Regions from separate parts of the Homo sapiens genome. Here region 1 is linked to region 2. A link is a contact called in ENCODE Hi-C or POLR2A ChIA-PET data. All regions are on one chromosome and are shown on one strand. Each heading gives the region's core, a stretch centred on a gene start or an enhancer-like site at or near the end of the contact. The rest is flanking DNA. Distances are from core to core; before and after follow the strand shown.

What was found. A loop is a pair of places that touch in the nucleus more often than their neighbours do. ChIA-PET counts read pairs that join two places held with the same protein, here RNA polymerase II (POLR2A). Pooled maps may share reads with other maps.
Region 1: a pooled map shows a loop between it and region 2 (2.4-fold over the local background). The contact joins two enhancer-like sites. A Hi-C loop is called at or near these places in 1 of 168 maps with a recorded cell type or tissue (psoas muscle) and 2 of 50 pooled maps. POLR2A ChIA-PET finds 5 or more read pairs at or near these places in 4 of 52 experiments (OCI-LY7, WTC11, activated B cell and 1 more).

The regions. Positions count from the first base shown.
Region 1 is chr5:36,743,435-36,746,168 of GRCh38, reverse strand. No RefSeq gene overlaps it. Among named protein-coding and RNA genes, the nearest start is that of SLC1A3-AS1, 20 kb to the right of the region's middle. RefSeq lists a silencer at 1,362-1,451. Within about 2 kb of position 1,373, at least 24 of the 41 ENCODE cell types and tissues checked have a DNase peak (open chromatin) inside an H3K27ac peak, as active enhancers do; they include psoas muscle, where a contact is called at or near this core.
Region 2 is chr5:36,689,377-36,692,076 of GRCh38, reverse strand. All of the region lies in intron 1 of SLC1A3-AS1 (SLC1A3 antisense RNA 1), which reads left to right. Among named protein-coding and RNA genes, the nearest start is that of SLC1A3-AS1, 34 kb to the left of the region's middle. RefSeq lists a silencer at 1,783-1,982 and an enhancer at 2,438-2,667. Within about 2 kb of position 1,281, at least 26 of the 41 ENCODE cell types and tissues checked have a DNase peak (open chromatin) inside an H3K27ac peak, as active enhancers do; they include psoas muscle, where a contact is called at or near this core.

The sequences.
Region 1 (2,734 bases), core at 124-2,623, 54 kb before region 2:
CTGTTTACGTTGCTTCTATGATAGTCATTTCTGCCTTGTATATTCTTACCTTGTAGAGTTACATCATTCTTCTTGTTTGGATTTGGGTTCCCCATCTAGTCTCTGAGCTTTCCTGGGTTGGACTGTATAGTCCTGCTGGCTGTGCCTCTCCCCACTCTACCCCTTAGCAGTAATTAGCAGAGAGCTACTACTAAGCATCAAACGGGGCAGACATTTAGCTGAGAGCAGTTACAGTTCTCTAAAAGCCACTGCCTGTTCTGCAATTTTCTAAGGTAGTGTGTTGACACGATGGGAAATTGATAGAAAGACGTTAGAAGAAAGTATAATATGTCATAAGGCAGTCAGTGCTTCCTAAACTTTAACGTGTCTGCAGATCACCTGAGGATCTTGTTAAAGGGCAGATTCTGCCTCACTGGGTCTCCGGCAGGGCCCGTGAATCTCCATGTAACAAGTTCCCCAGTGAAGCCACGGACTAAACTCGGCAGGAGCAAGGGTATGTGTAAGGGCAGCATTGGAAATCAGACCTTTCAAAGGTAAAGAACTCAGGACGCACCCCTGCCCCAACCCTGGCTGCCCACCCCAAGCTGGGCCACCTGGGATGGCACCTGGCTGGCCCCTGAGTACTGTGTGCGTGCGGGACCCACAAGGGCCCGGCCCCTCTCCCTTCCCCCATTGCCCCAGAACCTGCCGGCTGAGCCTGAGTCGGAGCGCAGCCAGGTGAGGTGGGACGTCTCCACCCGCTCCCCCTGAGACCTGGCAGACCGGTTTTACCTGTCCTGGTCCGGAGGAGGCTCCCGACTCCACTGCAGACAATCCCTCCTCCTCCTCCCCGCCACCGTTCTAGTCGACTACTCTCTTCGTTTTGCTACCTGACACTCCCAAAGCCGCAGAAAGCAAATCCCCAGCACAGCAGCTGGTCGAGCACGGGCTCCAGCGACGTGTGTGAAACTGTTCAACCCAAAACACAAACACCAGCCACTGACATGTTTTAAGAAACGCTACAGTTGGATGACTGCGGAACCAAAACAGACCAAATGGGAGGCAAGAAGGGAAAGCAATTGGCCCAGTTCGGTTGTAGCAGCGGCTCGTGTTACACTCCCTTTGCCAGTTAGCGTCGTGGGCGTTTGTTGCTGTGTTAATTACAGTTCCTCCCGGAGTCGGAGGCGAGAACAGCCCTTGTGGAACAGTTTCAAGTGGAACGTTCCACCAGGAAGAAAACAACTGCCTTCCTCCCCAGCTGGGGAGGGATTCCGCCAGCCGCACTCGGGCAGCCCTGCGGTGCGCGCGGACACCTGCGAGCCGGGCACCCTCGCGCCCCTGCAGCGCGGCTGGAACTGGGACGCCGGGCTGGGGGCCGTGCCCAGGGGCCAGCTGCCGGGACGAAATAAAGCCTTGTTGGCTCCCCCTGAGGGACATGCCTGGCACAGCAGGCAGAGCGCACTTTTCAGTTTTCCTGTTTTCTCTAGAGTTCCTGGGAGCTCCCGGGAAGCAGCGGGGCGCGGGAGGAAGATTGTTTTATCTTCGGATGGGCGGGATGAGAATGGGCGCCAGGGATTCAGAACCAATCAGGGACAAACTTGAGACGGCGCAGCAGGGTGGAAAGTCCACGGTTGGACTTGATCCGGTTCCATATCCTACCTCTGCCTCTGATCAAGTGTGTGACTTTGGGCAAGTTGTTCCCAAGTTGCCCAAAGTCGTTCCACTTTTCTGAGCACCGTAGTCTCACACCTACCTCAAAAGATAGGGAAGAGGTCATACACCTATGTGGCATTGGCTACGTTACCGGGACCCTTCTAAACATATGATCCTCGCAGCAACTTTATAAAGAAGTACTTTTTAAATTGCCATTTCACTGGATCTGTTCTGGGTGATAGTTAGTCGTCATCAGAAATGTGATACTGTGGACGGAAGCATAAGGTTGTCCTCCCCTAGTAACAGTGATCTGTATCTCAGGAGGCTCCCTGTGGTGGGGAGTCTGGTGTCCAGAGCAGGGCTTGTGGGAGAGGGAGATGGAAGGGCTGAGTCCTAGAGATGTTAATGAATGTGCCCACGGTCACACAAGCTGATGAGTGGTAGGGCCAGGATTGGAAACAAAGTGGTCTAGTTCCAAAGTCCATGCTGTAAGCACAGCACTAAACTGCACGTTAAATGATAATGTGTATGTAAAGCACCTGAAGAATAGCAGGGAGGTTGGTGGTTTTTATTGTTTCCATTATTACAGACACATAAACATCAAACTAATCCGAACTAGCAAGGAAAGTGGCAGAGCTGTGAGGGTCCAGGTGATTAAGGAAAATCCATCAAAGGCAGCTGGACAGGAAATGAGAAATAGGAATGTGGATCTCAGCTCTAACTCCATCAATGTAGTCATGCCACCATGCAAGGTGTATCCGCAGCCTAGACGTGGTTAAAGATCCTAGAAAATCAATTAGGCCAAGCCACAGGGTGAGGATGGCTCAGCAAGAAGGGTATGAGTCTATGAGTCTACACCAGTCTCCTGTTACCAACCTGTTCTCTATCAGCTACTTAGTCCAAAAATTCTGAACTGTTAGTTTTTCTACTATTTCAAAAAATACATTTGTCTGCAGTGCTATTTGGGCTTCTTAAGAGTAAAATTCTTGGAATCAACTCAAAAACTGCAATCTAAAAACCACGGTGTGCACTAGAAACTGCCATTTATGCACACTTATGGGCTGGCACAGACACCTAAAATAATATATGGGAAGTGCTTCAG
Region 2 (2,700 bases), core at 32-2,531:
CTTCCAAATGGTCTTTATTTTCCCCTGTGACAGCTATGTCTGGAAGCTCCTGGCTGGCTGCTTCCAGGACTTATGATCCTCTGAAGCTAAGAGTTGGAAAAGAAATAAAAAAGTTGTCATCTGACACCATCTTCTAGGACACTCACTACCATCTTTACATGATTTTGCATATGTCATTATTGGAAAGAGTTTATGATTTGATTTTGTTCCCCTTGTGCGGTGTCAGTTGGGTCCTGTTTTTTCATATCCTTCAGACTTGGCTTAAAAAGGGGTTTTTTTTGGGAATGATTCCCATTCATGGAGGCTGGAGTTCCCTGAAGAGACTGAAAAATGCCTCATTCTCAACTTTACAGAGACTGGAAAATAATCAACTTTGAATAGCACAATATGAAAAAAAATGGGTGCTTTTCTAATAGGTGCTCCCCAAATGAAAAAAATGTGTCCGTCTTTGGAGAACAATATGTGAATGCCAAAATTTTCAGCCCTGTAATGGATTACAGAAAATATTTTATGTTGGGGCAGTGGGGAGGGTAGAAGTAAGGAGTGAGAGAAGGAAAGAAGAAAATAGGAGAGGGAAGAAAACAAAAGCAGATGTCAGTCTTAAATATCTCAACTATGGATAACTGAGGTATTGCTTAATTTATTCAAGACAGTTTTGTGAAATCCTAAAGGTGATTCATCAAGCTTTTTAACTATGGCCACAAGATTTACAAGCACATAATAAGTGATAATGTCACCAGAACAATTAATAGTAGGAGATGTTAGATCTAAATTGCTTTTTAAAGCATGTTTTTGCTTTCAGAGAAAAATTCAAAATGGGGGTGATTATTTTATAATGAAGATCCCCCCACTCCAAGCAACCTCTTTCACCTATAATATCAGCTTCATTGAAGCAAATACAAATTGTTCTGAGTTCCACATTTCAAGTGTCTAGAGGGTTGCCAGATTAACACATAAAATTACAGGATGCCCCATGCAGTATTTTGCATACTTACACCACCACATTGTTATTTAATACTCATACTAAAACATTGTTATTTACCCGAAATTCAAATTTAACTGTGTGTCTTGTATTTTATCTGACAACCCTACTTATATGTGGAATTCAGCATGCTGTGAATGTTTCAAAATTGAAGGTTGAGACAGCAGTTTTGTGGGCACGATGAGACATGACCTGCAGGAAACCGTTACCATGCCACCTTCTGAGTACCTGTCTGTAGCTGCAAAACATGTAAGTGACAGAAGAGGGAGATGAGAATCCGGAAGAGGAGATGGGAGAGAAGGGAGATGAGGCACAAGGGAGACAAAACAGGATACCCAGAAAGGAAGGGGGTCCTCTGGGGAGGCTATTGAAGAAGCAGGGTGAACAGAGGGAAAAGTGACATGGGGGCACTGAGGAATTTTAAACCTGACTTGATGGCTTTCACAGATTGCTCCCTCTCGGCACTGCAGACTTGGAATTCGATGTTACCCAAGTGAGATCTCTAAGAGGAAGTGCCCCAGCTCCCTTTAGAGCTCCCCGCGGAAGCGGCCCAAGGTGAGCTCCGCATTCCCCCTGGTGGCCACTATGAGGCTCGCTCCCCGGACGCCGCCTCGCGGATCTCGTAGATTTCTCATCTCCCGCTTTCCCTCTAGGACGCTGCCCATCACCTCCCTCGCTCTCCCTTCCTTCTTATTGTCAGCGTATTCATTCGGAGCCCTCCCTCGGCGTGACACGTCCCGACTGCTTTGGCCCCAGGACGCGGCCACACAGAGCCGGCCATTGTTGCTCCAGTTCTGGGACCACCCGGGTGGGAGAAGGGGAAGCGCGGCCGCTGCGGAGGCCGCTCGACTGACGGCAGCCTGGGGTCGGGGCCCGCGGCCACCCGGAAGGAGGGCGTGCGCCCGGCCCTGCCCAGCCCGCAGGCAGCCACAGCCCCGCAGCCCCTGCGGCGGGGATCCAGCCTTCCCGCCACGCTTCCTCCAGGCCCGTTCAGCTAACAGAACTCACACTTCTGTTTTCAACACTGTGTAGATGAGTCAAGGATTTTACTTTTTTTTCTATGCCTTTACTTATAGGTATAGTGAGGTAAAGTGAGATTTTTTCTCTTGAAAAGGAGAATTTTGCTTGGGTGGGAAGGGACAGTGGTGGTACCAGGATGAATGTGGATACAGGAGGACATAGACTCCTAACTTCTGAGGGTAGGATTTAAATATTTTGTTAAATGTAATAACTTATAAGAAACATTTTAAAAAATGTCAGCCAGAGGCTGGGTGCAGCGGCTCACTCCTGTAATCCCAGCACTTTGGGAGGCTGAGGCAGAAGGATGGCTTGAGGCCAGGAGTTTGAGACCAGCCTGAGCAACATAGCGAGATCCTGTCTCTACAAAAAATAAAAATAAAAATTAGCCTGGGCGTGGTGGTGTGAGCCTATGGTCCTAGATACTCGGGAGGCTGAGGATCGCTTGAGCCCAGGAGTTCGAGGCTGCAGTGAGCCATAATCACAGAGTGAGACCCTGTATCTTAAAAAAAAAAAAAAAAGCTGTGAACCTGCATATTTTTCATAGTTCCATTTGTGAGCACATGTGTGACTACCACATGTTGGGATCTAAGGCCTGCTTCTCCACCCTCTTTGTCATACTCTGGCTGAGAGGCACTTCCCTTAACCATAAGGGGCTTTCCACAGACCTCCCACAGGCAGATGACCTGCTTCTTATGTCT